Linked DNA regions of Homo sapiens: region 2 is linked to region 1. The links are chromatin loops, found by intact Hi-C in ENCODE. Cell type or tissue: GM12878. All regions are shown on one strand. Each heading gives the region's core, and the rest is flanking DNA. Links, peaks and the distances in the headings are about the cores only.

Region 1 (16,084 bases), core at 4,907-8,906:
GTCTTGTGTTCCTTATCCCCTGATTCTTCCTTTGCAGTGGGCTGTCCACATGTGCAGTGGTCTGCTAGCACTTGGGAGGGAGCATGTGCAGTGTGTTTACTGGAATTGTATACATGCTCACTTGAGGTGTTTTTTCCTTACCAGTCCAGTGTTCCTAAAGGAAGGTCATCCGCTCTTTTGCGTCTTAGTGCACATGCTTGCGCGCACTCACCCAACTCCTGAGATCTTATCAGGAAGCTGCTGATCGCCAGTTTCAGGTGTTTCTGTCTATTGGAAGACTGCCTTTCCCTGGTGCTGCTGCAACCAATTATTATTTTAGAGAGACTGTGTAACAACTGCCTGACCATCACCTGATGGTTACCTGACATTCCTTTGGGATAGGGGGCTCTCTCCTGCCCTGCTCCTGTGTGACTAGCTACCTACCATTACAGTCTATTTTGGTTGGTTGTCCTGCAGTTCTCCTCTCTCTTTTCAGTGTTCCACTCTCTGGGCTAGAGTTGCAGAGTTGTCACCCTGAATGTGATGACATGTGAACATCCCTCTCCATCTTGACTATAGCTCCAACAGGGAGCAGGGAACTGGGTTTGCAGCTTCTAGGTGGCTTGTCTTCCACTGGATCAAAATATTTAAGTGTTGAAAACTGAAATGTGAAAGAACAATGTATCCTAATTTCATTTATTTATCCAACAGTTATTTAAGCTGAATGTAAACATTACCTCTCACTCACTAAAAGAAATGTAGGTTATACTCTATTTCTAACTTGCTTGCACAAATTCTGACACAAACACACACACACAGAGAGTTATATAATCTCTATTGAAAATTTTTGCTTAAAACTTTGTCGCTTTGTGTATTTCAGAACTGTGATGGGAAGAAAGGCAGGCAGAATTGTTAGGCACTCTAGGCTCCCTATAACTGCCTGTTTTGTCTGTGTAAGACTGGACACACAGAAGATAAAATTAAAATCTCAAAGATTATTGACGTTTAGCAGTAAAGGTGTCAAAAACAGATACAACATTTTATACACAGCATTTCTCTGCTATTCCAATTCCCAAAGGGCATTGTTGGTAAAACTTTAAATTGAGTGGGGGATGATTCAGATTCCTCAGAGAAAACAGGAAGCCAGGGTGAGCATCCAGGGTCAGGCAATCAAAGCTAATGAGGTGATAAAGGACTGGAAGGCTATGAGTCATTGACACCTGCTGGAATTTTTTTCTGGAACACGTTTGAGTATACTTTTTATCTAAAATCTACCTCCACTCCTTTTTTTCCCCTAATGTGTTTGAATCTGGTCCAGCGTGCTCTTAAATCACCTCAAGGGTTGGGATGCTTTGCTCAGTGTCTGTCATAAGAACGTGAAATAAAATAGCAACACTCTGACTGGTGACGGGGAAGTAGAGAAAATTTTAAAATGACCTCCAGTTTATATCTAAGTCCATTTAAATCAGGGGATGGGATGGGCCCAAACTCCAGCAGGGCAAGCTCAGAATTTTATGAGTCAATTGTAAATGAGTTTGAAAACAAGTTTAGAACCTAAAATACAATTTGATTCAAAATTCCTCTAGGGAAAAAAAAAAAAGATTTTAAAACACAGCAAAATGTGGCCAGGCACGGTGGCTCACGCCTGTAATCCCAGCATTTTGGGAGGCCGAGGCGGGTGGATCACGAGGTCAGGAGATCGAGAGCATCTGGCTAATACGGTGAAACCCCGTCTCTACTAAAAAATACAAAAAATTAGCTGGGCATGATGGCAGGCCCCTGTAGTCCCAGCTACTCGGGAGGCTGAGGCAGGAGAATGGCGTGAACCCGGGAGGCAGAGCTTGCAGTTAGCCGAGACCGCGCCACTGCACTCCAGCCTGGGCGACAGAGAAAGGCTCCGTCTCAAAAAAATAAAATAAATAAATATAATAAAATAAAACACAGCAAAATGCACATAAAAGGGCAAATTCAAGGGTAAAAATATTTTACAAGTTCCAGTAACCACACACACACACACACACACACAAAATCCTATTTAAATATGGGATAGCGGGAAGCTGACATTGTACAACAACAACAACAAAAAAGTACCAGGCTGATCCTGATATTGTTTTAACTCTGTCAGTAACTACGAGCCCTGAGGAAGTCATATACAGTTTTCAAAACCTTAGGTTCTTCATACTTAAAAGAAAGGTAAGGCGTAATTAGTATCTTCCACATCTCCAAAACGTTTAGTTCTGTATGTACTTGGAAACTTCAAACTTCGGATTGTCTAAAAGATCCACATGTTTGTTTTATAAAGAAAATTGCTTTAAAATTGAATTTGGTACTTACAATTCCCTCCCCCTTTAAAAAACTAAAACCACCTGAATTCACCCTACTTCAATTTAGTCTATAGAAAATTAACAATGCTCTACTAAAATGCAGGCATTTTCCATAATGCAGAAAACGTTTCAAGGTAAAACATCTTTATAGAAATTGTTTCCCCTTGAGATTGTGCCACCGCACTCCAGCCTGGCGATGGACTGAGACTCCATCTAAAAAAAAAAAAAATTGTTTCCCTTTAATTCTACATCCCAAAACTGTTTTAATTAAAGAAGACCATGGGGCCAGGTGCGATGGCTTACGCCTGTAATCCTAGCACTTTGGGAGGATGAGGTGGGCAGATCACTTGAGGATCAGGAGTTCAAAACCAGCATGGCCATTATGGTGAAACCTTATCTTTACTAAAAATACAAAAATTAGCTGGGTGTGGTGGCAGCCACCTGCAATCTCAGCTACTCGAGAGGCTGAGGCAGGAGAATTGCTCGAACCCAGGAGGCGGAGGTTGCAGTGAGCCAAGATTGCACCACTGCACTCCAGCCTAGGCGACAGAGCAAGACTCCGTCTCAAAAAAAAAAAGAAAAAAGAAAAAAGAAATAAAAGAAGACCATGAAGTCAAGTAACTATCTCTGGAAAGAAAGAATAGATTTTACTATTCATGGATGGGATTTTTCAATGTTTGACCAGCATACCATCCTCTTCCCTCTTGCAAGTTTTTCTTGCTGAATCCTTTTTTCCACCATCATCTTACCTCCCAACAACAGAAATACTTCTCTTAGTTTTCAGTTTCTTCATGAGTTTGTGGTTCAAAAAACTGTCTTGTCATTTCCAGAAGATTTTACTTCTTCCCTCCAAGTGATTCCAACATTTGACATAATAGAGGTAACTACCTTTTTCCTTGAGAAATTCATTAGCTATTTTGAGGCAAGTTTTGCTAATAGGACTTCATTCTTATCAGAAATGGTCTGCCTTTAGCTTTATTGTCTAATGTGATGGCAACCATCCAGTTTTAAAATGAATAAAGACTTCAGATTTACCATGCAATTCATAGAAGCTAAAAGGTGAAACCCATTGTGAATCTACATTGATTTAAAGTACAGAGAAGCTTACCATGTAATTCTGTTGTAAAACACTATGGATTTACTGTACGATATAGAAGCTCATACTGTAGCTTTATTGTGAGACTCCTATTCACTGTGCAGTAGCATCAAACCAACTGAGTCACTTTACGGTGAAACTCTGATTTAATATGGATCCCAAAGGATTGTATTATGTCTCTCTATGGTAATAAAACTTGAAATTTTGTTAATTCATTGTGAATTTCTCAGTAGAAGCCCTTCCATAGCGAAATTATTAATAACAAAGTTCATAGTACAAATATGCCCAAATCTGAGAGAGGAAATAACAATGTGATCATCTTTAGTGTTAATTCACTTTAAGATTAACTATATTTTATAAATACTTTGAGACTGCTAGTGACTATCTTCATTTGCCCACATTTTATTTCCTATTTAGAAAAGTCTATTCATCATTATTTGAACTACAAAACTAAATAAGATAGCATAAAATAGATTATTATTTGAGGAGTGATATTTTAAATATTCAGGAAAAAAGTATACTGTGGGAAGATTGTCAAATTTGAAAATTATATAAAAGAAGCCATAAAGTGTATAAAATTTTATGCTATTTATTGGTCTAAATACCATAACTAATTTATAATATGTTTCCTAAATTTATAGATATTTTTCATTGGGAAAGAGTTATTGTTTAAAAGATTATAAATCTGTTACTCATTAGAATAGGCTTACTTTTCTTGAAATTTAATAAAATAAGCTCTTTTCAGAAGAAACTCAGTGTCAAACTTTTTTTATGTATGTTGGGGTTTTGTCCTTTTTATAAAGTATTCAAATCTGTCTTTTTCTTAACTCTGCATATTTCTTCTCTAACTTGTAAATGTGTGCTTAGCAGTAAGAAAATGAGTGAATAACCCTGTATTTCAGTCCTCTCTATTCAAGAAATACATTGTGATTTAGTGTGCTAGAAAGATTCTTTTGAACTTTATAGACAGATACAAATCTGTAAGATATCTTCCAGAAAGTTTCATTTTTGAATGTCCTCTTTTTCTTAAATGTATATAGAATTTAACTGTGAAGAATGATGTTTGAGGGACTGCTTGAATCTGATATATCATTATATTTTCTGTCAGTCAAAAACTAAATACCTCGGCAGTCTATTAAAAGTAATGAAGTAAATTATTTTTAAAAAATCACACACACTCAAAAAAAATAGTGCTCCTTTATCCTATCCAAAGCAATGAGAATTATTGAGAATGGAGAGAAGGAAACAAGCCAAGAGGCCAAAACACATTGAGATTAAAAGCCTGAAACTAGTCCCACATTTGCTTCCTCCTCTCCCCCCAGCGCGCACAGCATGTCTGCCCCCAAGGGAATTCCTTTTTTTAAGCTGTAGCCCCCAACTAAAGAGGTCTCAAACTGTGTGGGCGTGGTAAAGAGAAATACATGTCTTCTCTCGTCACAAAAGATTAAAAATTCTGAAGGTCATTTGCAAATACTTAATTCCTGCTTCCTTCTCCAACTGGAATAGTTAAAAAAACAAACAAAAAAAATTTTTTTTTAATTTAAATGCATGCTTAACAAATATCAGGTACTATTTTAGTAGTTCTGCATGCATTAACTGATTTAATCCTCACGTTGACTTTCGAAGTTTTATTGCGACCCTCATTTTACCAATGCAGAAGCTGAGCACAGAAGGTTAAAAAAAAAAAAAAAAAAACTACCCAAAGACTCAAGAGATAGTAAGTGGTAGAGCTGAGCCTCCAACAAAACTACCCAAAGACTCAAGAGATAATAAGTGGTAGAGCTGAGCCTCAAACTCAGATAGTCTAATTCCAGAGACTACACCATGTAAGACTCCACACTCAACTTCCCCAATAAGCCTAGTGACTATACTTTTTCAGGTTGTACAGTTGTTTGTGTTTCTTTGTAGAGATTTAGATCTATTACAGATAAATACATTATTTCCTTCTATCCCATTACTCTCTCTGTGTGTGTGTGTGTGTGTGTGTGTGTGAATCTGATGTGAATAATGCATTTCAGAATTCTTTACAGTACTGTGGGCAAATGCAATGTGTAAAATGTCCTTTCCTGTTGTAAGTACATATCCTGAAATAGCTGTTTCTGTCCTATGAAAATCTGCACTTATTATTAACAAGAATAAAGAGGTGTTGCATAACTCCAACTAGTATCAAACAAAAACCATGTGATCTCTTGACATTGCAAGAATTTTCCCTCTTGGGAATATCAGATAGCTCAAAAAGGTTAAACGTGCTGCCAAAATTATATTCTTAAAAATATCCCAAACCATATAAGACAGAAGCCATTCAATCAGAAACTATTCTGTATGGAATCTCTCTCCTTCCTAAAAGAAATAAGTGATGAAGTGAAATGAGATCATTCACATGTCAAGAAGGTATTAACTGTCTTAGCTGCAATCTTGATTAATAGTCATCACATTGGACCTAATAGCACAGTGGATAACATACTTTTTTAAGCATGTAAAAGCCTTCCTCAGATATTAAGAAGATATTCTAGGTATGAGAACAGCTGTTTGGCTTCTGTAGCAGTTTAGAATAGCAAATGTTAGCTCCAAGGGCACACGAAACTATAAGCATAGAAGTGGCATCTTGAAAGCAGCAAAAACCTCTGTGGATTTTTTTTCCCCTCAGATTCAGGGCTTATGGAAACCTCTGTGAACTACTGGACAGGTCTTGATCTTGCAGAACAGTGCTTCTCAAACTTAAGCATTCAGAGAATATGCCTAGAGCCCTTGTGAAAATACACATTTCTGAGCCTGTCAGTTTGCATTTCTAAAAAGCTCAGAGCTAATGCTTCTGCTGCTACAAGGACCCCAGTTTAAGTCACTTTGAACAGTGCTATTTCAGGGCATCCTGTAACCACTGTGAATCCTGAAACTGCCTCACTTTTTTCACTATTCTATTCTTTTCTCTCATACCAGTGAGACAGAGAAACAGCTCTGGCAACCATAAGGTCACTGTGCAGCATAGGGCTTCTCTAACTGGGAACGTGAGCATGAATATCAAGTATTTCTGAAACGGGGGAACCATTCTATCCCACCTTCTCCATGAGCTTCAATGAGGCAGGTGGCCTTGCCAATTGAATTCTTGGTTGTTGTTTCATTCTATGAAGAGAAGCCATGAGGATTTGTAGTACATGTAGGGTCTAATTCAAATGCTCTTTGCAGATTTCAGTCAAGACATTTCTTTATTCTCCACTTGGCTTTAGGCTTCTGTTAATCTAACCCATAGCATAGTTTTCAGTTGAAGTGTTGAGTAGTTAAATCATACAATCACTCAGTGTCACATCTTAAGAGGGATGTCCAAAGAAGCTTAATATAATACATTTGTGAAGCTTCTTAGCAATAGGATCTGACTTTGTATGTAGTATTTTTATGTAAAAAAAAAAAAGGAAAACAATTAGTGTAACAGATTTGTTGTTATAGGTAAAAAGGACATGCTCATTTAATGGATGGGGGAATTGTGGCTCTAAAAATTAGAATACTTTTTCAAGAACGTGTGTCAAGAACATTGAGAGACAGACAGCAGGCCTGCTGTGTGCCACAGTATGTGGAATGATGTGAAGCTGTAGCTGAAGCAAGCTGCCAAGCGGGCCTCCTAGGTCCATCATTGGATAAAGGACACAACTGAGGCTAGAACACCTACAGTGCCAGAAAGAATTGAAGTAGCACTGAGATGGCAGAAGAGAGGGAACTCGAGGATGCCCTCACCATGTGAAGAGAAGAGACTGCATGTCTCACTAGCCCTCCTAGCCTGAAACAATAGGCGGCAGCAGATGACTAATTACCAGGTGTGAGAAGGGACTTCTTCTAGAGGGAGGCCAGTGAAGACTCTAAAAATAGTAAAGAACCAATATGTAGATTTTTAGGCCAACAGAGTGAGGAAGAGGTGATAAATTAAACACCGATGTGTTGACTTTGAAATACCTGTGGGACATTTGAGTGGATGTACACTTTGAGAAACTAACTTGACAATCATTCGCTTATAAGTAAAAATTGAAGGTATAGGCTTTACTGTCAGCATCATTGGGTTTTTATGCCATCCCACCAGGACTTCCTTTGCCTGACCCATCCGTGTTATAATAGAGAGAAAAGCCATGTTCACACAATGTGACATGTCCCTTCCAGGCCACAGTTCACTGGATGAGGAGTCAGTGCATTGCCCACATTAAACTAATGAATTTAGAGTTTGGACTAGAATAGACTAGCTTCAAACAGGTTGCTTGTTCAACATAAAAGATGTAAATTTGGGAAGTTGTTTCAGCAGCCATTTGCCATCATGTCGAGAAAGAAACAGAGAAAGCCAGTCTAAAGCAGGAGTGAAAGGATGATGCTGGCATGAGGAGAAACACAACAGAGGTAAGAACAGATAGAAAAGATGTCCTGGGTTATCTACAGTGCTTCAGTTTCAGGTTAGATTCATTCCTAACACCTAGACACATTGAAGGTCTTAGAGTCCATGAGGCACTCTTCTATCTCAACCAAAAAAATTCCTTATTTTGTTTAATCAGGTTCAGTTTGATTTCCATTACTTTAAACCAAGAGTCTTGGCCAGGCACAGTGGCTCATGCCTGTAATCCCAGCACTTTGGGAGGCTGAGGCGGGTGGATCACTTGAGGCCAGGAGTTCAAGACCAGACTGGCCAACATGATGAAACCCTGTCTCTACTAAAAATACAAAAATTAGCCAGGCATGGTGGTGCGTGCCTGCCATCCCAGCTACTTGGTAGACTGAGGCAGGAGATTCATTTGAACCTGGGAGGCAGAGATTGCAGTGAGCCAAGATCGTGTCAGCCTGGGTGACAGAATGAGACTGTGTCTCAAAAATAAATAAATAAACAAATAAATAAATAAATGTCTTAATCCATGGAAAATAATAGTAATAATAAATAAGATGTTGTGGAGACAATTTTTAGAGGGAAGAAAGGACCAAGAATGGAAGGATCTTGAATAATATTCAACATCGAATTTCAGGCAGAAAAGAGGAATTCACAAGACATTGAAAAGCTGAGAAGTGGCCAGAGAAAGAACATCTAGAACCTCTAGTGCCTTTCAAGTCAAAAGAAAACCATTTTGACAAAGAGGTAGAGGTCAGCAATTTCAAATTCTGTTTACTCGTCATAAAACATGAATGAGAAATGTCCCCTGTATTTAACAAGTGGAAGGTTATGATTAACCTTGGTGAGAACAGTTGAAGGGGACTGGTGGAGGTAGAAACGAAAATATTTGGGGGCAGTGATGGGAAGCTATGAGGAGTAAATAGAGGAAGTAGAAAGAGCAAGGACATGTAACTTAATCAATAAATTTGATTTTAAAGACAAGGACAGAAGTGAGAAGGGTACTTCGGATTAATAGATTTTTTTCCGTGTGTATGTGTGTGTGTATGTGCGCGCGCGTGTGCATTATGCACCTTGCAACCATGTCAATGTGCTTAAATTCTGATGGGAAAGAAACACCAGGAGAGGAACATACTGGAGATACAGTAGAGATTGGGTACTCGCATGAGAAGGCCACAGGGGTGGGATCCTGCCAACAATGAGAGGCACCCCTTGCACTGAAAGTTAAGAGAAGGAAGAAAAGTGCTAAGTCTGAGATAAGACGCCTGTTCTTTGTCAGGGAATTAAGGAAGTGTGGCCACGGGACACAGCACTATTAGAGTTAGTTGTATCTGCCCTTTGCTAGCCACATTTCTTTTCCTTCTTCAAGTGCTGGGGACATGGGACCTTATAACCCTTGCCATCCAGTGAGAAAGGTAGTTGGAGCCAAAGAAGTCTGTGATCCAGCCCAAGACTTCGCATTGCTTGATCAATGGCATCCTCCTCTATGCTGTTTTGTTCTCTCCTCACCACATAAATTCTATCCTCCATCCATAGACATTTAGAAACATTTGTTCTCTCACTTAAAGTTAAAAGCTCTTTGTGGGAGAAAAACATGTATTGTCCAGTTTTGTATCTTCCCCTTCGTAACTTACATACAAATGGCTCTCAAAAGCAATTATTTCAAAAATTGAATAAAAATGCTACCTAGTGTCTAACTTAAACAACAATTCATTATCTAACAATCCTTTTTCACTTCAAACACTGAAGTATCATTTCTGTTTACCTCATAAAAAGTGAATTGATATATATGTTTTCTAGTGATCACAGAAAGAAGACACTTTGTAGCATTTATTTAATTTGTAGATATTGTAGAAGCTCTTATAATGTGATTCATTTTAATGAACCTCCAAATAAGTAACAAATTACTGGATTTTCTTTTTTTCATAGTTTATTAAAGATTTCTTCTTTAGTTCTTTTCAGACTTATTTATTTCAAATCTATTGTAGAGTCATCCAAAATTTAAGACATTTAGATTAATTTTAGGCATTACAGAATGCAGCTAATGTTTCTATGGTTTCATATTTCTACGTCTCTTGAATGTACCCTTAAATATTGGTAATATCGTATCCTGTCAACACTCCTTTCCCCCCCCCTCTGATATTGAGCCTGTATTTAATATCTATTAACCTAAAAATATTCAAATGCAAGTCATGTGATTGGGAATGCCTTTCTGCTGTTAGTATTTCTAATACATTTTTTCAATTTTCATTTATTCAAAGTAACTAGATTGAAAATCCAATTACTTTTATGTTTAATATTCAGCTTTGCTCTGAATTCTGAGCCAACACTGTTTAATGGTACGTTGCTGCCCTCTAGCTTATGTTTGAAAAGTTTTCTATAATGTAACAATTTATCCAGTAGTCTCTTGGATATGCCCAATACATTGATATTCATTTGTATTTAATGAATCCTATATTAGCAGTTTTATAAACATTAAATTTTTATAGTTATTAATTAAAGTGTTATTTTTCTTTCCAGGTAAAACTGATCTTATTAATCTTAGGAAACATCTTGAAGAGACAAGAAAACCTTTGTTATGTCATTGTGTAGCAGGTTCTCAGCCAATTTCTTTTTCCCTTAATTTACACATTTCGCCTCCATATAGGTTGGCTATTTTCAAAAATCAGTGTGTTTTCTTATCTTTTATTTCTTAAGCAGCCAGAGAGAAGTATCAACTCTTTTATGCTCTCAATGAATGCAGAGTTCTTGTCAAAGAATATTTCTAAAAATGAAACAAAATAAATTGATTGGCACTATTTCAAATTCTAAGGATGGTCAGAAATTTCAGCCAGGTGTTTTTTGTGTTCAAACAAATTAAGAAACTACTTAAGGCTTGAATTACTGTTATCTGACCAAAGTTCTGAAATAATGTTATGGCATCATACTTCTTTGTCATAAGACCTTCTGGCCTGGATAGAGTTATCAAGCATGTATCTACTACCTACTTCTGTTCATTTTAATGCCTAGAAGCCTTAAAACTAAAATGTAATATTCAGCAAAATTTTCAGTATTGTACTTAGCTGAGACTGTAGTGAAGGGCATTCTGGTGTAGCACAGAGACCATGAGACTGAAAGTAGAAACCTGGATTTGATTCCTAGTTCGTTCAACACAACAACTTTTTAGGGTCTTAAATCTCTTGTTTTTAAAAATAATAAGTCTACCTTTCTCATAAAATTGTAGACAGCATGAAATAAGGAAATGAATGAGAAAGTGCCCACACGATGTATGTTATGTACTAAGAGCTTAATAAACCTTTGTTTAATCCGTATCTAGTATAAACATTCAATTGTTCCTAGTCTTCTGATTAAGAGTAATTCTCTGCCTTTCTTTCTTCTTCTCTTTTATCAAAGTTTTCTTGCTCTTCGCGTGTCTTTTTATATACTGTTTTTCAGTCAGGCTTCTTTTTAAAAATTCTAGCTACTTTAAGAAAAAAAGAAATTTATTTAAAAAATATTAGATATTTAATAGAATCTCGGAGGGCCAGAAAATCAGGTTCAGAAGAACAGGCTTGACTGTTCCAGAGACCCGACAGCCACTGGCACTGGCAATAGCACCACCAATGCCCCCCCACAATGCCACCCCAGGATGGCACCCATGGATGCCTGTCGCTGCTGCCTCCCTCAAGCTCAGCAGAGTGGAGTCCATGTTTTATGACTGCATCTGATTGGCAGAGTCCTTGTACCATGGTGTGTCCGGAATTGGTGGGTTCTTGGTCTCACTGACTTCAAGAATGAAGCCCCGGACCCTCGCGGTGAGTGTTAACAGTTCTTAAAGGCGGCGTGTCCGGACTTGGTTCCTTCTGATGTTCGGAGTTTCTTTCTTCTGGTGGGTTCGTGGTCTCACGAGTGAAGCTGCGGACCTTCGCGGTGAGTGTTACAGCTCTTAAGGTGGCACGTCTGGAGATGTTCGTTCCTCCCAGTGGGTTCGTGGTCTCGTTGGCTTCAGAAGTGAAGCTGCAGACCTTCGCGGTGAGTGTTACAGCTCATAAAGGCAGTGTGGACCCAAAGAGTGAGGGCAGCAAGATTTATTGCAAAGAGCGAAGGAACAAACCTTCCACGGTGTGGAGGGAGACCCCAGCGGGTTGCCAGTGCTGCCTCAGGCAACCTGCTTTTATTCTCTTATCTGGCCCCACCCACATCTTAATGATTGGTAGAGCACAGTGGTCTGTTTTGACAGGGCGCTGACTGGTGCGTTTATAATCCCTGAGCTAGACACAAAGGTTCTCCACCTCCCCACCAGATTAGCTAGATACAGAGTGCCAATTGGTGCATTCACAAACCCTGAGCGAGACACAGGGTGCTGATTGGTGTGTTTACAAACCTTGAGCTAGATACAGAGTGCCAATTGGTGTATTTACAATCCCTGAGCTAGACACAAAGGTTCTCCACCTCCCTACCAGATTAGCTAGATACAGAGTGTCCACACAAAGGTTCTCCAAGTCCCCACCAGAGTAACTAGATCCAGAGTGTCGATTGGTGTATTCACAAACCCTGAGCTAGACACAGGGTGCTGATTGCTGTGTTTACAAACCTTGAGCTAGATACAAAGTGCCGATTCGTGTATTTACAATCCCTTAGCTAGATATAAAGGTTCTCCACGTCCCCACCAGACTCAGGAGCCCAGCTGGTTTCACCCAGCGGATCCCGCACCAGGGGCTGCAGGTGGAGCTGCCTGCCAGTCCTGTGCCACCAGCGGGCACTCCTCAGCCCTTGGGTGGTCCATGGGACTGGGCGCCTTGGAGCAGGGGGCGGCCCTCGTCTGGGAGGCTGGGGCCGCACAGGAGCCCACGGAGTAGGGGGAGGCTCGGGCATGGTGGGCTGCAGATCCGGAGCCCTGCCCCGAGGCAAGGCAGCTAAGGCCAGGCAAGAAATTGAGCACAGCAACTGCTGGCCCAGGTGCTAAGCCCCTCACTACCCCGGCCGATCGGTCGCTCCGAGTGCAGGGTCCTCCGAGCCCACTCCCACCCAGAACTCGCGCTGGCCCTCAAGCACCGCGCGCAGCCCGGGTTCCCGCCCGCGCCTCTCCCTCCACACCTCCCAGCAAGCTGAGGGAGCCGGCTCCGGCCTTGGCCAGCCCGGAAAGGGACTCCCACAGTGCAGCGGCGGGCTGAAGGGCTCCTCAAGTGCCGCCAAAGTGGGAGCCCAGGCAGAGGAGGCGCCGAGAGCAAGCGAGGGCTGTGAGGACTGCCAGCACGCTGTCACCTCTCAATGGCAGCAAGAGAAATTGGGAAGGTGAGGTTCTGACTTCTACTTTCTGAGACAAGAGCCCAAAGAAGAGGGATTCCACAAATCTAAGAGAGCTATTGAAAGGTTCCACATGGCTAAAAAGCATGACAACTTCACCTTGCTCTTTTTTGTTTTTGTTTTTATTGTTGTTGTTCTTTTGATCCCCATCAAGCTAATCAAATGGTGTTTACTCAGGAGTTTCTAGAAGCAGAAAACCTGAAGAAGTTCTAATGGCAGAAATTGCAGGATCAATAAAAAAACACAAACTGTTGGACTTCTCCACTGTCTCTATTCCTCCCTCTCTCTGGGTAGGTGAATTTGTGTGTTTTATACTGGACAAGCATAGTATTGTACTATGCTAATAACATATGCATTGATTGATTAAACATTAATTGAATTCCAGAACATATGCAAGGAACAAGAAGTATTAATGCAAATGTAAGTAAGATCTGTACCTTTTATTCTGAGAATTCACATCCTAATTAGCAATTAGGAAGTATCATGTAAACCCCTAATTATAGGCAGCATGAGAAGAGCTTTAACAGGGAAGGCACTGTGCACATAGGTAATGTTTAAAGACACAAATTCTTACCCCTGTCATAGAAAACCCAAGGTTAAAGGTATTGTCCAGTCATACCTATATCATAAACATATTGGTGAGTGTATTTTGTCAAACAGGTGACTGGAGATATGTCAATAGACTGTTCTGTTTTACTGATAAGCTCAGACTTCACTGTATGCTTTCAATTTTTATTCAGATTAAAGTTTTTTGATCTTTCATTGCCTTCAAATAATCATTTCAAGCGTTGTTGTTATTCACACACTGTAAAATGAAATTTTAGATTATAGAATGTCCTTGAAAATAGAAACTTGTTACTACAATACTAATGTTTTAATTTCTAGTCTTAAAATATTATCGCTTTTAATTTACATTTCTTATGTATACTCATTTAATTACCAACTTTAAATTCAGTAATCACATTTTTCCCCTAAGCTTTGATTAGAACAATTATAGTAAATGAAAATAAGAAAGCAATTTTTGTAAAGCTATTTATAAGGCACCCTTTTCGAGCCATAAAGAAGCTTTCCAAATAGCTTTTTTCAGCATTAGGTCTACAAAAAAAATTATTTATGTTCTGCTTAAGATACACAGATCCAAAACTCTTTCATTGTCTGCTCATCTTTGTTTTGGTCTCCCCTAGTATGATGGCTCCCAGCTGAAGGCTTAGCACACAAATGGTGCTCAATAAGTGCTGCTGAATGAATGTCTGACCCTCTTAACCCAGACCAAGAAGGTAGAAGCATCAGCAGAAAGTCCTTTCAACAATAGAAAGCCTATGAACAGATGAAAGAAATAGAAAAATAGATAACTGATTTTTACATGTACCTACCCCAATTTGTCTTTGGCCCTGAACTCTGCTGGCCAATGCCTCTTTTTGGGTTGCCTTAAAGAACAAGAATATACATCAGCACACACCTAACTGAAATCTTGGTGGAAACTGCCACACCAACTTACGTTATCAACTGATTTGTAATCTATGGCTGAATATTTTCTTTGACTCACGACTGTACACTTAATACTGAAGATAATATTCCTAGTTATATAATTCCTTCACATGGCATCCTGAGTACTGTGTTTTTAAGTTATGCTAATAATGCGAAAGGGGAAAAAACGGCTTCAAACACTGTGATTATCAGACTTTTTACAGCATCTTTACTCATTATGGTAAAATGAAGTCAATGCATTAGACATGTTTCATTAAGGCCCGTGGACTATAAAGGGATATGCCACTTTATAGGGATGGGTTAGAGCCAATCCCATTTTTTGGATGTGTGGATCCCTTTGATTAACTCAGATTATCCTCTCTAGAAGTGGGAATATTGAGGAAGTCGTCTTTCACTGGTTCTTATACCTTTGTTCTTTCATCCCCAAATCCCTCAAATTCCCCACTCATATGCACACACTCACACACAAACACACATACAACACACACATGGAAAAGAGAAAATAAATTTCATTGCAACTAACAAAGAATCAAAATCATTGTGGCTTAAAGAAGATAGAAGTTTGGTTCTCTCTCAGGTAAACATCTGGATGTAGGCAAGTCAAACTGCTCTACAAAGCAGAGATTCCACCTTATTACTGTACCCTGTGGAGCAAACCTCCCTTCCCAAGGACATAATCCTAGCCACATTATCTGTAGGCCACTCAGCAGGAAGGGTGAAGGCAGCAAGAGAAAGAAAGGGCAGAGCACACAGCATCCGTCATTTAAAAAAATGTTCTAAAGTGTGGTAGGGCATGGTGGCTCATGCCTGTAATCCTAGCACTTTGGGAGGCCAAGGCAGGCTGATCACCTGAGTTCAGGAGTTCAAGACCAGACTGGCCAATATGGTGAAACCCCATCTCTACTAAAAGGCCAGGCATGGTAGCAGGCACCTGGGATCCCAGCTACTTGGGAGGCTGAGGCAGGAGAATTACTTGAACCCAGGGGGCAGAGGTTGCAGTGAGCCAAGACCCCCCCACATTGCACTTCAGCCTGGGTGACAAAGCGAGACTCCATCTCGGAAAAAAAAAAAAAATACAAGAAAAGAAAAGAAAATGTCCTAAAGAACTTATATGCAACACTTCTACTTTCACCTCTTTGCACTGAACCTAATAACATGACCACATCCAACCTTAATGAAGGCTCAGAAATATCATTTCATTTTTCATTGCTTTCAAAGAACATATTGAGGTTTTATTACTGAGAACAGAGGGGAAAATGAACAGAGGGGAATTTTCTAGCAGACAGCTAGAAAATTGGCATGAGAGTCTTCCTTATCCCTCCCATGATGTAATGTGTGGGATTTCATTCTGGAGGTTTCAGGACAGGTTCCCTTCCTTCCCCCAGCTACCCTACACTATCTTTCTCTCTACCCCATATGCATCCATGAATTTTATTCTTCTCTTTTTTTTAAGACAGTGTCTCACTCTGTCACCCAAGCTGGAGTGCAGTGGTGTGATTATGGCTCACTGCAGCCTGAAACTCCCAGGCTCAAGCGATCCTCCCTTCTCAGCCTCCCACG
Region 2 (16,084 bases), core at 4,484-8,483, 150 kb before region 1:
GACAATAAAATATTATTGACAAAGATTTATGCATCTCTCTAGGCACTTACTGTGTTAAAAGCAGAATAATCTTGGACAAAGGAATATTTTATCTAAACAATTATTTCAGTTTAGTTTGAGTTTATAGAGAACACAAATTTTTCCATGGATTAGATGAATATACCCAAGTCATGTAAAAATAAACTAAAATGGACTACAAAATATTATCTTCAATTCATTAATGCTATAGGTTTAAAAAAAACAAAAGTTAAAAATTTCTAAAACCACAAGTTGGCTATTAGCACTAAAATGAACACCATTTGTGGGTCATACAGTCACCTTGTGAACTATAAATGAGGCACTGGCCTGAGAACTGAAAGGTCATTTGAATGTGTGTTATCTTGCTGAACATGATGATGTTTAAACTAGTTTCCACTGAATTGTAATCTGCTCCCAGAAAAAAAAAAAATGATGCTTTTTTTGTAGAAAAGGGGCATCCATTTACACTGTGCTTTTTAGTTGGAGAGAGGGGAAGAGGTCAGTGGCCCATCATGATTTAGTGTGCCTGGGCGTACGGGTAATGTAATGGAGCTGTCAACACACATTGCTTGGGGAACATACTGTGTGTTCATTTTCATGCCTTGTATGAGATAAAAATTCCTGTACTCTTATAAGAAAGATATAAATTTCCCAGTGATTTTATAAATTCAATCATGAGATGATAGACTGTCTGAGCTCATTACAATACAATGTCTATAAACATTTTTTAAATGTCTGTTTTCTAAGAGGATGAACTATACGAAGATGAAGTAGCAATAACAAGTTTTAGTACATGTAAAAATATTGTATTTATTTATTTATTATTTTACATAATAAATACAAATAGTGCTATTCTAGGTATTTGGTATCTGAAATTTACATATCTTTATGTCAGGGCCTCTGTAAATTAGGTTAACTGATTTCATTTGCCTTAATTGCTTCTATAATATAACAGTCTCTTGATAAAGGTTAAGGCTTGGTCTTGACTATTAAGTGCTCTTAGACTGGTTAATTGAGCCTATATTTGGAGTATATATAAATGTAGTATATTTCCCTCTAATGCTTATGGTGACTTGAGCAATCCAAAGGACTTCTTTAGAATCTGACTGGAAATCCCTAGAGTATACTCACTGATGTGGAATGGTATTAAATGTCTACAAACCTTATCTCCAGTGAGAGCAAGGGAGGCAGAGAAGATGAGTGGTAGCATTTGCTTATTACTGTGATATAAATACTCCCAACATGGACAATTTTATGCCACTAACATTATGTCATGGAACCCAGAATTGAGAAATCATGCCAATGTGAGCTGACCTCACCGACCTCTTATTTTGTAACCTCAATGCCTGACGGTAATGACATGCAGTTGAACTTTGCAGGGGAGGACACTGAAAGTAGGGTCTCAGCTATTCTCTAACAGAAATATTACAAAGTTAGCCAGGCACAGTGGCTCACACCTGTAATCCCAACACGTTGGGAGGCCAAGGCTAGTGAATTACTTGAGGTCAGGAATTCGAGACCAACCTGGCCAACATGGTGAAACACCTTCTCTGCTAAAAATACAAAAATTAGCCGGGCGTCATGGCACGCGCCTGTAATTCCAGCTATTCCCGAGGCTGAGACAGGAGAATCGCTTGAACCCAAGAGGAGGAGGTTGCAGTGAGTCGAGATGGCACCACTGCACTCCAGCCTGGGTGACAGAGCAAGACTCCGTCTCAAAAATAAATAAATAAATAAATAAATAAATAAATAAAATATTACAAAATTGTTAATATGTTTCGTCTCCCAAGACAGAGAGTAAGGGATGTAAGAAATTCTATAGAACCCTTCATACATTTCTTTCATTTGTTATTGCCTTACAGTATCATATTCTAGGAATGCTGGTGACACTTTATGAAGCTCATCTTCCTCCAGATGAAGAAAAGGTTTCTATTTGACCAATGGTGATAGGCTTCCCCTCACCACCAGCATCAGCATACAATATTGAATTTTCCAAAGGTTTTCTCACATAGGAGTTACTCTTGGCCTTGTGAAAATCAAGAAAAAGCATTGGTAAAACCAGATAATTTGTCCAAAGCTTCAAGTCCAGATATACCTTACTGAAAATCTGGAGCTTTTGACCCTTATGTAGTTGAGAAACCTGCACTGGGGTCCACACTGGCCACACTGTTATCATTTTGACCTGGAATTTGATTTAACTCTGGCTTAAAATTGATTCCAGTATCACTAGATCTTAGCTATTTATGCTTTCTGATAAAGCGTTAAGACTGTCCACCTTTTATATAAATAATTGTATAGCTATTACTTTTCCCCAAAAGGTTTTATTGTCACCAAGTGTTTTTTACCCCTGAAATTATTCAATTTGTTAAGGAGACTGCCTCTACGAACAAAGAATCATGGCAGTAAACACCTTGTGCTTGCATAGACGTTAGTAACTTCTATGCTAAAAGTGTGATTATCCAAGGCCATTATTTAATAGCATGTATTTTTCTTTGTTATCTCTTCTAAGAAAACTTTGAATAAAATAAAATATCAGGAAACCAGTAAGTGATTCAACAAATGGGAGAGAACCGATTTCTAGTGGGTGTTCTAGAGTTCATTTAGATTAAGAATCTCATTTCTAAGAAACTGATACTAAAAATGATAATTCTGGTGTATGACAGAATCTTGATTTATCAAATAAGATGCTTACACTCAGAAATTACCAAGGCAGGTATATATATTAAAACTTCTAGAAGTATTTTCAGCTCTGTACATTGAAACAAAATTTTTTTTCTGGTTAATTATATGATAATCAGTAAATATTATCAACTAAAAATTTCCTGTCCTTAGGAGCACTAAGGTTTACATTTTTTTGTAAATCATTTAGAACAGGCATGACAAATATGTGGCATGCCTGCAAGTACTCTCCTGTCTTCCATCCACTTCAGGCATCACTAATCAATCAACTTCCTGCTGAGCCTAGATGTAGTCTCAGAAAACAATTTTTCAGAAAGTACCAGAGAGCTTCAGCCATTGATGAAAACTTACTTGCTATTCCTAGTCTGGATTGTCATAATTCAATATTAAGAGTTTATGTAACATCCAGTCAGCTTCTGATCATTAAAGTATTTCTCTGAACATATTAAAGAAGGAAAAATTATATTACTAATCAGGGGATCTCTAAGCATTTTAGTTTTTAAAAAATAAAGTATGTCAATACTTAACAGTATTTAATGCACACAAAAGTTATTTTTAAAATATAATAATTACATATCAGAATATATAAAAGAAAAAACTCTAAAAATAGCACAGAAAGAAAAACTTGTCAATAATGCTAGTAAAAAATAGAGCTAAAATATGTTATAAGAAGTGAGAGTCAAAAACTTAGGGCATCTTTGTGTAAAATACATTATGTTAACAAAATAAGCATTTTACATTTAGAAATGTACTTTTTCTATATGTAAACATTATTTTCTTATTAAACATATGAATATTTCTTTTTATCATATAATGGCAAAGAAAAATGTAACTTTATTTTTTAATTTATAAGTTATCAATTCTCAATAAACTAATTTTTTAAAATATTTTTTACCCATACAAAAAACGAATTGCAATTAGAAGCTATATCATTATTTTAATATTCTCTATTATATTAAGAGGCTTAAATAACTTCCCTAACTTTAATAATCATTTTACTTAAATGTCATCAGAATTTTTTGAATGAATTGTCCTGGGTTTTTGAAATTTATAGATAATCTCCATTAGGTAGCTATTACATGGAATCCTCCCTCAATTAAGAGTCAGAAGATCTGGGTTCTAAACCAAGCTCTACCATAAATTACTTATATGAACAAGGAGAGGCTAGTCCTCTGTAAAATGTATGGGTTGGGCTAGAAAATCTCTAAGACCCTTTCAAGTTCTAAAATGCCATTTTATTATACTTAATTTATCTATACATTTTCAGTATTTTAACTATCAAGGAAAACTGACATTTTATTCTGTAGTGTCTGTATGGACCTAGTTGTTTTGGGTTTTTAAAAATAAGACGTATTTTTATGTGGTGATGTGTAAACAAAAAAATTTAATTGAAATGATTTAATGCTTCTTTAATTTGTTTAATTATTGAGGATCATAGCATAGTATTGTTGGACTAAAAGTCAATGGTACACTTCAGGAACAGCATGTGTGAGTCTGCTGAAATCGTTAGCAAAATTATTTGCATGTTTGTTCACATAGTGTTCATTAAGTAATTAACAGGGCCCATGACCCAGAAAAAGTATAAATGCTATCTGGGTCAGACCATCATGTTTTGAGGGCATAGTATCAAATCTATAGATTGTCCTGACTTCAAGAATATATATATAGGTCAGTATATATATGTCAGAATATATAGGTCAGATTTAGATTCAGAACACATACCCCTGCAGTTAGCAGAAAAATGCCCCTGAACACATGAACATCATCTGTCTAATAGAATAATTAGCCATTCTGAGCACTTCATTACTATTAGTGATCCACATGAATGGAACAATGGAGCTTCCTGTTGATCAACAGGCATTTAAAAAAACATTACCTGATTTGGAATCCGGAAGGTAAGGATTTGAATTTTTACCCTATTGCTTGCTTGCTTGTGTGATCATAGGCAAATTAATCTTTCTGAGTCTCAGTTATGTCTCTTGTAAAATGTAACAATACAAATTTTATCACCTGCTATTACTTTTTAATCTCCCAAACATTTCTCAAATTATACTCTACCCACCAATGCCCACCCACTCTTCGATCACTATCATCTCTTGCCTCACTGCAGAATTTCACTGGTCTCCCTGCTTTCACTGTGGTGTGTGGCTTCTCTCTAACCATTAGTGTGCTGGCAAATAGCTTACACACAAAAAGTTAATAAAATGAAATTAAAATTAAAATCCTCATTTCTAGCGTTTGCCAGTTTCAGCAATATAAATACTCCTGCTATGGCTACCAATGTGATGTCACTAAACATAGAGTTAAGAAGAAAAGTGCTCAACTGGCTCTAAAGACATAGTATAAGTAGATTCCTCATGCTACCAACCAGGAAAAGCACCTCATCTCTCTCCTCATATATTAATAAGCTTAGATGACTTATTAGAGACATGACTATGCATAAAACTCTGTCAGCCCTTCGGATTCTTGAGACAAAAGGAAGAAACCTCACCAACAGAAGACACAAAAACCAGCATGAGAAATATCAGATTCTTACTTAATATTATCTTCAATAGAAAATAAATGCAATTACTTAGAAAATCCTATTGCCTGATTTCAGTCAATTGGAAGTTATGAATATTTTAGCTCAGTGCCCTATTTTTAAAAAGAATAAATTAATTAATTGACTGAGGCCAAACACATGCTTTCTAATATTATTATAAGCAATTAGAGAAATAAAATGCATTGCAGTGTTTAACACAATATCTAGTACATAGGAAGAAATCAATAAATGATTCTAGTGATTATAATTCTTATACTGTCTGTAAAGTTTCCCACAAACAAAAAACAAGTTCTCCAAAATAAAATAGACAAGTGGAAAGTGAACCTCAGGTGAAAAAAAAAAACAACAAAAAAAAACATGCTCATGACACATCTTGGCTTTGCTTCATTAAATATAGCCTAACTTTTTTAACAAAGATAGAATAAACTAACCATTTTCCACAATATCTATGTTCTGACTTAGCAAAACAGGGCCTGTATAAACCTGAAAATAGGAAAACACATCTCCCTAAATTCTGGGTGGTGATTTGTGAGTCAAAGAATACCTTTCCCATAAATATGCCTTCACCCTTCTACCTCTTACAGAAAGAGATTTATACATCCAAGCATGAACTTAAAGCCCTAGAAAAACAGGCCGAGCACAGTGGCTCATGCCTGTAATCCCAACACTTTGGGAGGCCAAGTCGAGTGGATCACTTGATGTCAGGAGTTCGAGACCAGCCTGACCAAAATGGTGAAACCCTGTCTCTACTAAAAAGAAAAGAAAAAATTAGCCGGGTGTGGTGACAGGCGCCTGTAATCCCAGCTACTCAGGAGGCTGAGGCAGATTGCTTGAATCTGGGAGGCAGAGGTTGCAGTGAGGCGAGATCGTGCCACTGCACTCCAGCCTGGGCGACAGACTAAGACTATATCTCAAAAACAAACCACAACAACAACAAAACCCTATAAAAACAAGAGGAGTGTTTAAAAAATAAGGTTAAGGAGAAAGAGAAAAGAGCACATTGCATTCTTGTTCATTGAGCAGTCTCCTTCTTACAGCCCCAGAAAACTTCTATCCTAGGTACTACAATCACAATATATTTTTTAATGTTTTATTTCTTCAATTACATTGGGACAAAAAATGAAATGTTAATGTAAGCAATAACATTTTTTATCTCTGTCTTTTAATTTGGGAACCAATATTAGGAATTTGATGCATGTGCTGGATTTCTCCATATGTTTCATGATGTAAACTCCGATACTTCTCTGGTCTGCATCAGTGAGCTCCCTTGTATTTCAGCTTTTGGGTGGGTTTGGCCAGGGAAACATGAAGGAGAGATTGGAAAGCAAGAGGAAAGATATATATTTCTCTATCTGGCTCCCTCCCTGACTCTCCATGTGCTTGTATTCAAAAGTCACAGTTACTGTCCAGCAACCTTCCTCTGTAGCTACACATGAGACATCTGGTAAGAAAAAGATGACCACTGAAATAGAGTAAGTAATAAGAGTATATGAAGGAATGACATATAAGGAGGTATACGAGTTTAAAGGAAACTAACAAAGGATGATGAAGCACCCTAAAGATAGCAATAGTGAGGAGCCTTTACCCCCCTTGGCCTGGAAGCACAAAGAGAGAGAGCAGTTATATGTGCCTGCCTCTAGATGTAGCTGTAGCTGTGACTGTAGGACAGGGGCATACGAAGGCACTGCCAATCCATAGCCAGGTAAGTGCAGTGCTAATGAAATAAGTACCCCAACCTCACACTTTAGTAATTATTCTTCCACCATGTAATTCTTAAGGATATCATATTATAATGACATTATATAAGAAATGATAGGTATTCTTTAATAACAGAGAATGGTCACAGTATATTGTTAAATAAAATAAGCCCTTTGAAAAGGGATCTAGAACTAGAAATACCATTTGACCCAGCCATCCCATTACTGGGTATATAACCAAAGGACTATAAATCATGCTGCTATAAAGACACATGCACATGTATGTTTATTGCGGCATTATTAACAATAACAAAGACTTGGAACCAACCCAAATGTCCAACAATGATAGACTGGATTAAGAAAATGTGGCACATATACACCATGGAATACTACTATGCAGCCATAAAAAATGATGAGTTCATGTCCTTTGTAGGGACATGGATGAAATTGGAAATCATCATTCTCAGTAAACTATCACAAGAACAAAAAACCAAACACCGCATGTTCTCACTCATAGGTGGGAATTGAACAACGAGAACACATGGACACAGGAAGGGGAACATCACACTCTGGGGACTGTTGTGGGGTGGGGGGAGGGGGGAGGGATAGCATTGGGAGATATACCTAATGCTAGATGACAAGTTAGTGGGTGCAGCGCACCAGCATGGCACATGTATACATACATAACTAACTTGCACATTGTGCACATGTACCCTAAAACTTAAAGTATAATAATAAAAAAAAAAAGAAAAAGAAAAGGGTGATAGTGTTGGGTACAGGAATTTGATAAATATTATTTAAGTTTTTAAAAAATTGTCCTTCCTCTCTCTTTTTCTTTGTTTTGCCAAAGTCTACAAAGTCCAAAGAATTAAAGACCAATTATAGAAAGTAATTTTTTAAATTTTCTAAGAAAATATGCAAAAGCAGTGGCTCATGCCTGTAATCCCAGCACTGTGGAAAGCAAAGGCAGACAGATGGTTTGAGTCCAGGAGTTTGAGACCAACCTGGGCAACATGGTGAAACCCCATCTCTACAAAAAATACAAAAATTAGCTGGGCATGGTAGTGTATGTCTGTTGTCCCAGCTAGCCAGGAGGCTGAGGCAGGAGGTTCAGCTGAGCCCAGGAGGTTGAGGCTGTAGTAAGCCATGATTGTACCACTGTATGCCAACCTGGGTGACAGAATGAGACTCTGTCTCACAAAAAAAAAAGAAAAGAAAAAAATATACAGAACAACTTTGTAACCTTAGGCAGAAGAAGAAAATGTGTAAATCGTATTTTTAAATGTTAATAAATTAGACTATATTAAAATTTAAAATTAGATACAAAATATACATAGAGGGTTAAAAGACAAGTTACAATCTAGAAGAAAGTGTTGGTAATGTATGTTATTGATAAGGTAACTAAAATGTATATAAAACTCCCACAATCAAACAAATAATGCAATACAAAATGAGATGCCACTAAAGGTAACAACTAAAATTATACTAAAAAGTAGCAAAAATTTTAAAAAGTGGAACTATTCCATTTAGCACAGTGGTTAAAGTATACATCTGGATACAAAGGGTCTGAGTTTGAATCCCAGTCATATCAATTATTAACTGAGTAACTTTGGTCAAACTATTTACTTTTTCTGTACCTTTATTTGTTCATCTGAAACAATATCAGATAATAAAAGCATTTGATTGTAAAGTTTTTGTGATGGGGAAGGGAATTAACATTTTATGTAAAAATGCTTAGAAAAATCCCTAGCTCATAGAGCCATATGAATGCTAGTTTTTAACTTTTCTATTATTTTTATGAATGAACCTTCCTTTGGGGAACTCAAAAATCATTCTAAAAGGTATATGAAAGACTAAAAGTCCACAGATTCCTAAGCCAAATATGAAAAGAAAATAAAGAGGGAGAATTGACCTCCTAAATGCTAAAACATACTGCAAAGCAATTATAATCAAAATATTATACAGCAGAAAAAAAAACAAATGAGCCAATGAAAAAGTTGATGTGTAATTTTTCAAATACACAGGGAAATGAACCACTTAGGGGCATCAGGAACTATACAGACATCAGTGTTCATGTGACCAAACTATGCAGTAAGTTTTCCAAAACCTTTAATCAGGGAACTCTTGTGTGAGAGTGTAGGATTTCACCATAATCCCTAGTCTATGGAAAATGGTATAGGGCCCCTGATCTGGATGCAACTGTCAAGAAATTAAACTCTAGCGATGCTCCCAAGCTTGTGCTAAAACATGCCATCCTAGAGGAATATCAGTATACTTTTTCACACATATTGGGGCACTAAATCATCTATCTTCCTTCCTATAATTCATGTAGATCAATATTTCTAAAATGAAGACAATTTTCCTCCCTGGTTTCTCTTACATAAAAAGAGGGATTAGTAGTTCTAAACAAAAGGACATATTCTATAACCAACTGCAAATCTGTAACTATTGTAGAAGAAATCATTGATAGATTGCTCTGCCAATAGGTTGAACTACCATGTCAGCTATCCCTAAACATTCCTTCTCTATCACAAAAAAAGCAAAGTAAAAATTGTCCTATGTGGTGCCCTCAGTTTTTAGCTGTATTATAATGGAAATGTGGTTTGCCAAAATGTATTGAGGTCTCTGACATTACATCATAAACATAGCAATCCAAAGGGATCTGCTGCTAAATTTACTTTATATATATCCCAAACTGTAACTCATAAAGACTGCTGATGGAATCATGGCTGTTTCTGACTTGTCTACAAGTAAAGGGCTCATGTTTACTGTGATTATGAATAGTGTTACCAGTAGAGCATAGATGGCTACAAAACAGTGGCAGAGGTGCGCTCGTGCACTCAGGGGATAGTGGTGAACATTATCTCCAGTTATTTATTCTCTCTGCCAAATGACATGAAGAGGTACAAGATATGCAAGAAAATCAACGTGTAGAAACATGTTCCTAACAAGTCTCTGACAGCTAGACAAATTGCCTTACCTTTTTTTGTGGGAAATAATGAAGAGTGATAAACCAAACAAGTTTCTCCATATACAGGGAATATCCCTATTCATTAGCACTAAGTGGATAGGTATCTACATTTATCATGCAATCCCAGAAAAGCAAAATCTTGAGGAGCAATAATTTTCTTAGTTAAGGCAAGCAGTGGTAGAAAGGACAATCTTGAAGTGTGTATCTGAATAAAATCAACCACCACAGATCCCTGCCAGATGTGTACAATAGTGAATTAACTCATGGATTAAAGAACTAAAGAAAGGAAAGAAAAAGTGGTGTAACATTGTCTCCTGGTGCACATCAAATATCCCTATGATCCTCCATATTGTGGAACCTCACATCTAGTTAGGTATGGGTCATGTGATCTTCTCTGTCTAACCAAGTGTGAACAGAAATAGCTTATGTCATTTCTAGGCCAAGATAATAAAGGATCTATATCCTGCCTCTATTTATCTGTTCCTTTTTTGTAGTAGTTTGTAAGCCCTGTGTTCCAGATGGCACACTTACAAGATTGAGAACTGCCTCACCCACGTCAGATCTTGTTTGAAGAAAATGTAAACTTTTACTCTACTAATTTACTAGGATACTGAAGTCTATTTGTTTCTGCAGCATGACATAGTCTGCCCTTACTAATACAATGGGTACATAGCCTTATAACCTGTCCATGGGAAAGAACCTTGTAACTATGAACCTGAAGACAGAAGCTATTAAAAGAGAGATTTGATTACATAAAATCTGTTACCATTGTATGTCAAAAGTACTAAGAACAAAATTGAAAGATAAAATTGAGAAAAATATTTCATTCCTCTTGCTCTCTCTCTATATATATACATATATATGTATATATATACATGCACACATATATGTAACAAATCTATACATGTAGCAAAAAAGTATCACTCTCTTTAATATGTGAAGCATTCTTAATGATCAATAAAAATTACAAACAGGAATATAGGCAATGAAGATTAATAGATGTACCACAGATTGCATCTTATTGCTAACAACAGAGACCAGAATTAAGCAAATTAGAATTTCATCCTTTATGTAAAAGAAATCTGGACATAAGAGATCTAGGACTGTTAAGGCATTTGGGTACAGATATGGCTTGTCTATGTGTCCCACTTAAATTTCATGTTGAATTGTAATTTCTAGTGTTGGAGGTGAGGCCTTGTGGAAGGTGATTGGGCCATAAGGGTGGTTTCTAATGATTTAGCACCATCCTCCTAGTTCTGTCTTACGATAGAGTTCTCATAAGATCTGATTATTTATAAAAGTGTATAGCACCTCCCCCTTCCCTTTCTTTCTTTCACTCTCTCTCTCTCTCCTGCCAGCCATGTGAAGATCATGCCTACTTCCCCTTCCCCTTCTGTCATGATTGTAAGTTTCCTGAGGCCTCTCCAGAAGCAGAAGCCTGTACAGCCCACAGAACCATTAGCCAATTCAACCTCTTTTCTTTATAAATTACACAGGCTCAGGTATGTCTTTATGGCCATGTGATAACTGACATACAAGTATTATCACGGACCCAAGCTCTTTCTTTCGTTTTTCCATTCTTAGTATGTGGCTTCCATTCACAAGGTCAATATTGATTTAATTTAACTACTAAAGCTTAAACCATCCTGTCTACATTTCAAGTAACTGTACCAAGAATTTTCCAAAGCTTACATGTACATCTCATTGGCCACCTCTATATCCAGGGCTGCTGAAAAATTTCCAATGTTATGTTAGTAATGAAGGAAAGAATAGACATGGTATAGATAAAGTTCCCTCTTTGTCCAATCAAGCACTCATGCCCTCTTTTCCTATAAGAAGAACACACACTTTGTCCTTCCTTAAACAAGTAGCCCCAATGTTATATTCAGTTGCAGCATCCATACCAATATCCAGAACCTCTAGTTAACACTCATTCTCTTCCATTGGGTCCTAAGGGGTTGTTTTATGGTCAGGCAACCTGTAGACTAAAATATGTTACCTATACTCAAGATTGACAAACAATGGTTATGAAGGAATAAGATACCCTGAAGGACACACATGCACACACACACACACAAAAACACCTTCTTAACAGAAAGAGTGAGAGTAGGGAAACATGGTAATCTCTGGTCCTGTCGGGCAGGAGTAAGAAAAGGTCCCAGTCCTGGCATGAAGTGAGTGCCTAATTAGCCAGTGGGAAACTCCTGTTAATTCCTCTAAGAGGATCTCCTTGGTTCATTGTTTTCCATGGCCTCTGGTTCAGGGGGGACAGAGGTGGGTTCCTGGGAGTACTTTCTTTCTGGTGCTTACACAATTTCCAGCCCTTGTTGGTACTTATTGAACAAACCACAGATTGTTTTAGAAGGTAAGGCACTGGCTGTTGCAGGAAAAATTTGTGGGTTTTCTGGCAAGACAGTTCCCTAAAAATATATTAGGCTTCTTATCTCTTAGCTTCTAATTGGTTCCATGTGTTTGGCCACAGTTTTTATATTTGAAGATTCTGACTTTTAATTTTCAAACTCTGTGCTTTGCTTCAGTGGGAACACATTATCATTCATTCTTAATTTTAAGGCAGGTTTATGTTAAGTGCCTTGCAAAAATTCAGACTGCCAAAAGTAAAGGCTAAGATAAATGAAAAGTTTAGACAAATGATAAATATTGCTATATATCTAGGTAGTGGGTTCATGGAGATTTTTTAAATTATCACCTCTACTAATGTATGTATTTGACATTTTTCATGATAAAAGGTTTTCTTTTAACAAAACAAAAATAAAGGGGAAAGAAGATACTCATTTATTCTCCTAAAAATATAATGCAGGCTCAGGACCTACACAAGACCAACTGAATAAAAATCTCTGGGTGAGCATTTTTAATAAGTGTCTCTGCTGAGTCTTCTGCACCTTAAAATTGAAAAATACTACATTAAAAAAGTAAGGGGAAACCATTTACAGTTTTATTCCTCATTTAACAATGTGTCACACATATTTTATAAAACTCTACAGTATTTACATTTATCACTTTATTTTATTTGCCTCTTCTTTTTTCCATAAGTTATTGGGGTACAGGTGGTATTTGGTTACATGAGTAAGTTCTTTAGTGGTTATTTGTGAGATTTTGGTGCACCCATCACCTGAGCAGTATACACTGCACCACATTTGTAGTCTTTTATCCCTTGTCCCCCTCCCTCTCTTCCCCCCAAGTCCCCAAAGTCTATTGTATCATTCTTATGCCTTTGCATTCTCATAGCTTAGCAACTGTGTTCATCAGGGATATTGGTCGGTAGTTTTCTTTTTTTGTTATGTCTTCCCTGGTTCTGGTATTAGGGTGACACTGGCTTCAAAGAATTATTTAGGGAGGATTCCTCCTTTCACTCTCCCGTGGAATAGTGTCAATAAAATTGGTACCAATTCTTTGAATGTCTGATAGAATTCAGTTGTGAATGAATCTGGTCCTGGCCTTCTATTTTTGGCAATTTTATTATTACCTTTTCGATCTTGTGACTTTTATTATTGGTCTCTTCAGAGTTTCTATATTTTCTTGGTTTCATCTAGGAGGCTGTTATATTTCCAGAAATTTATCCATCTCCTCTCAGTTTTCTAGTTTATGCATGTAAAGGTGTTCATAGTAGCCTTGAACAATCTTTTGTATTTCTGCAGTATTAGTAGTAATATCTCCCATTTCATTTCTAATTGACCTTATTTGGATCTTCTTTCTTCTTTTCTTTGTTAGTGTCACTAATGGCCTACGAATTTTATTTATCTTTTCAAAGAACCAGCACTATGTTTCATTTATCTGTTGTAATTTTCATTGTTGTTGCTGTTGTTGTTGTTTCAATTTCATTTAGGTCTGCTCCGATTTTTGTTATTTCTTTTCTTCAGGAGGCTTGGGCTTGGATTGTTCTTCTTTCTCCAGTTCCATGAAGTGTGACCTTAATTGTCTTCTTGTGCTCTTGCAGACTTTTTGATGTAGGCATTTAATGCTATGAACTTTTGTCTTACCACCACTTTTGTTGTATCCCTGAGGTTTTGATAGATTTTGTCACTATTATCATTCAGTTCAAAGAACTTTTTAATTTCCATCTTGATTTCACTGTGGACACAATGATCATTCAGGAATAGGTTATTTAATTTTCATGTATTTGCAAGGTTTGAGGGTTCCTTTTCAAGTTGATTTCCAATTTTATTCCACTGTGGTCAGAGAGAGTACTTGATATAATTTTGATTTTCTTAAATTTACTGAGACTTCTTTTGTGGCCTATCATATGGTCTATCTTGAAGAATGTTCCATGTGCCGATGAATAGAATGTATATTCTGCAGTTGTTGGGTAGAATGTTCTGTAAATATCTGTTAATCCATTTGTTCTAGGGTATAGTTTAAGGTCCATTGTTTCCTCATTGACTTTCTGTCTTGATGAGCGTCTAGTGCTGTCAGTGGAGCATTAAAGTTGCCCACTATTATTGAGTTGCCATCTATCTCATTTCTTAGGCCTAGTAGTAATTGTTTTATAAATTTGGGTGCTCCAGTGTTAGGTGCATATATATGTAGAACTGTGATATTTTCCTGTTGAACTAGTCATTTTATCACTATATAATGTCCTTCTTTGTCTTGTTTAATTGCTGTTGCTTTAAAGTTCATTTTGTCTGATATAAGAATAGCTCCTCTGGCTCACTTTTGGTGCCCATTTGCATGGGATATCTTTTTCCATCCCCTTACCTTAAGTTTATGTGAGTCCTATGTGTTAGGTGAGTCTCCTGAGACAGCAGAAAGTTGATTGGTGAATTCTCATTCAACATTAGCATTGAGATATGAGGTAATATTCTATTCATCATGCTATTTGTTGCTTGAATACCTTGTTTATTCTGTTGTGTTATTGTTTTATAGGTCCTGTGAGATTTATTCATTAAGAAGGTTCTATTTTTGTGTATTTTGAGAATTTATTTCAAAATCTAGAGCTCCTCTTAGCAGTTCTTATAGTGCTGGCTTGGTAGTGGCGAATTCTCTCAGCATTTGTTTGTCTGGAAAAGACTGCATCTTTTCTTCATTTGTGAGTCTTCGTTTCACTGGAAACAAAATCCTTAGCTGATAATTGTTTTGCTTGAGGGGGCTAAAAATAGGGCCCCAATCCCTTCCAGCTGGTAGGGTTTCTGCTGAGAAATCTGCAGTTAATCTGATAGGTTTTTCTTTATAGGTTTCCTGATGCTTTTGCCTCACAGCTCTTAAGATTATTTCCTTTGTCTTGACTTTAGATAACCTAATGACTATGTGCCTAGGTGATGATCTTATGATGAATTTCCCAGGTGTTCTTTGAGCTTCTTGTATTCGGATGTCTAGATTTCTAGCAAGAATGGGGAAGTTTTCCTTGATTATTCTCTTATATATGTTATCCAAACTTTCAGATTTATCTTCTTGCTTGGGAGCACCAATTATTCTTAGGTTAGGATGTTTCACATAGTTCCAAATTTCTTGGAAGCTTTGTTCATTTTTTTTATTATTTTTTATTTTGTTTGAGGGATTGGGTTAATTCAAAAGCCTTGTCTTTGAGTTCTGAAGTTCTTTCTTCTGCTTGTTTGATTCTTTTGCTGAGAATTTCCAGTGCATTTTGCATTTCTCCGTGTCCTTGATTTCCAGACATTGTGATTTTTTTATTTATGCTCTCTATTTCACTGAATAATTTTCCTTTTATATCCTATATCATGTTTTTTATTTATTTAAGTTGAACTTCCCTTTCTCTTGTGCCTCCTTGATTAGCATAATAATCAACCTTCTGAAATCCTTTTCTGTCAATTCAGTGATTTTGTCTTGGCTTAGATCCATTGCTGGTGTGATCTTTTGGGGGTGTTAAATAACCTTGTTTTGTCATATTACCAGAATTGCTTTTCTGGTTTCTTCTCATTTGGGTAGACTAGGTCACAAGGAAGAGCTGGGACTCAAGGGCTGCTGTTCAAATTCTTTTGTCCCATGGGGTGCTCCCTTGATGTGTTCTCCCTCTTCCCCTAAGGATGGAGCTTCCTGAGGGCCAAACTACAGTGATTGTTTTTGCTCCTCTAGCCACCCAGCAGAGCTACCGGCCTCCAGGCTGGTACTGGAAATTATCTTCAAAGAGTCCCGTGATGTGATCTGTCTTCAAATCTTGCAGCCATGGATACCAGCACCTGTTCCAGTGGAGGCAGCTGGGTA

Evidence for each region. Peaks named below come from ENCODE experiments on the same cell type or tissue, not always from the same donor. Only the 100,000 strongest peaks of a DNase experiment are listed, where the experiment ranks them.
Region 2: it touches region 1 in a loop (9-fold over the local background); 3 of 110 quality-filtered maps call a loop at or near these places.

The regions. Positions count from the first base shown.
Region 1 is chr6:63,262,494-63,278,577 of GRCh38, forward strand. LGSN (lengsin, lens protein with glutamine synthetase domain) reads right to left here. Exons shown (of 4, transcript NM_016571.3): 4 at 13,458-16,084. Among named protein-coding and RNA genes, the nearest start is that of LGSN, 49 kb to the right of the region's middle. RefSeq lists a silencer at 7,208-7,257. In GM12878, for the core only: a CTCF peak has its summit at 7,156; a DNase peak (open chromatin) is centred at 6,208.
Region 2 is chr6:63,114,490-63,130,573 of GRCh38, forward strand. No RefSeq gene overlaps it. Among named protein-coding and RNA genes, the nearest start is that of FKBP1C, 89 kb to the right of the region's middle. In GM12878, for the core only: a CTCF peak has its summit at 6,880 (motif pointing right); no DNase peak of the experiment used is centred there.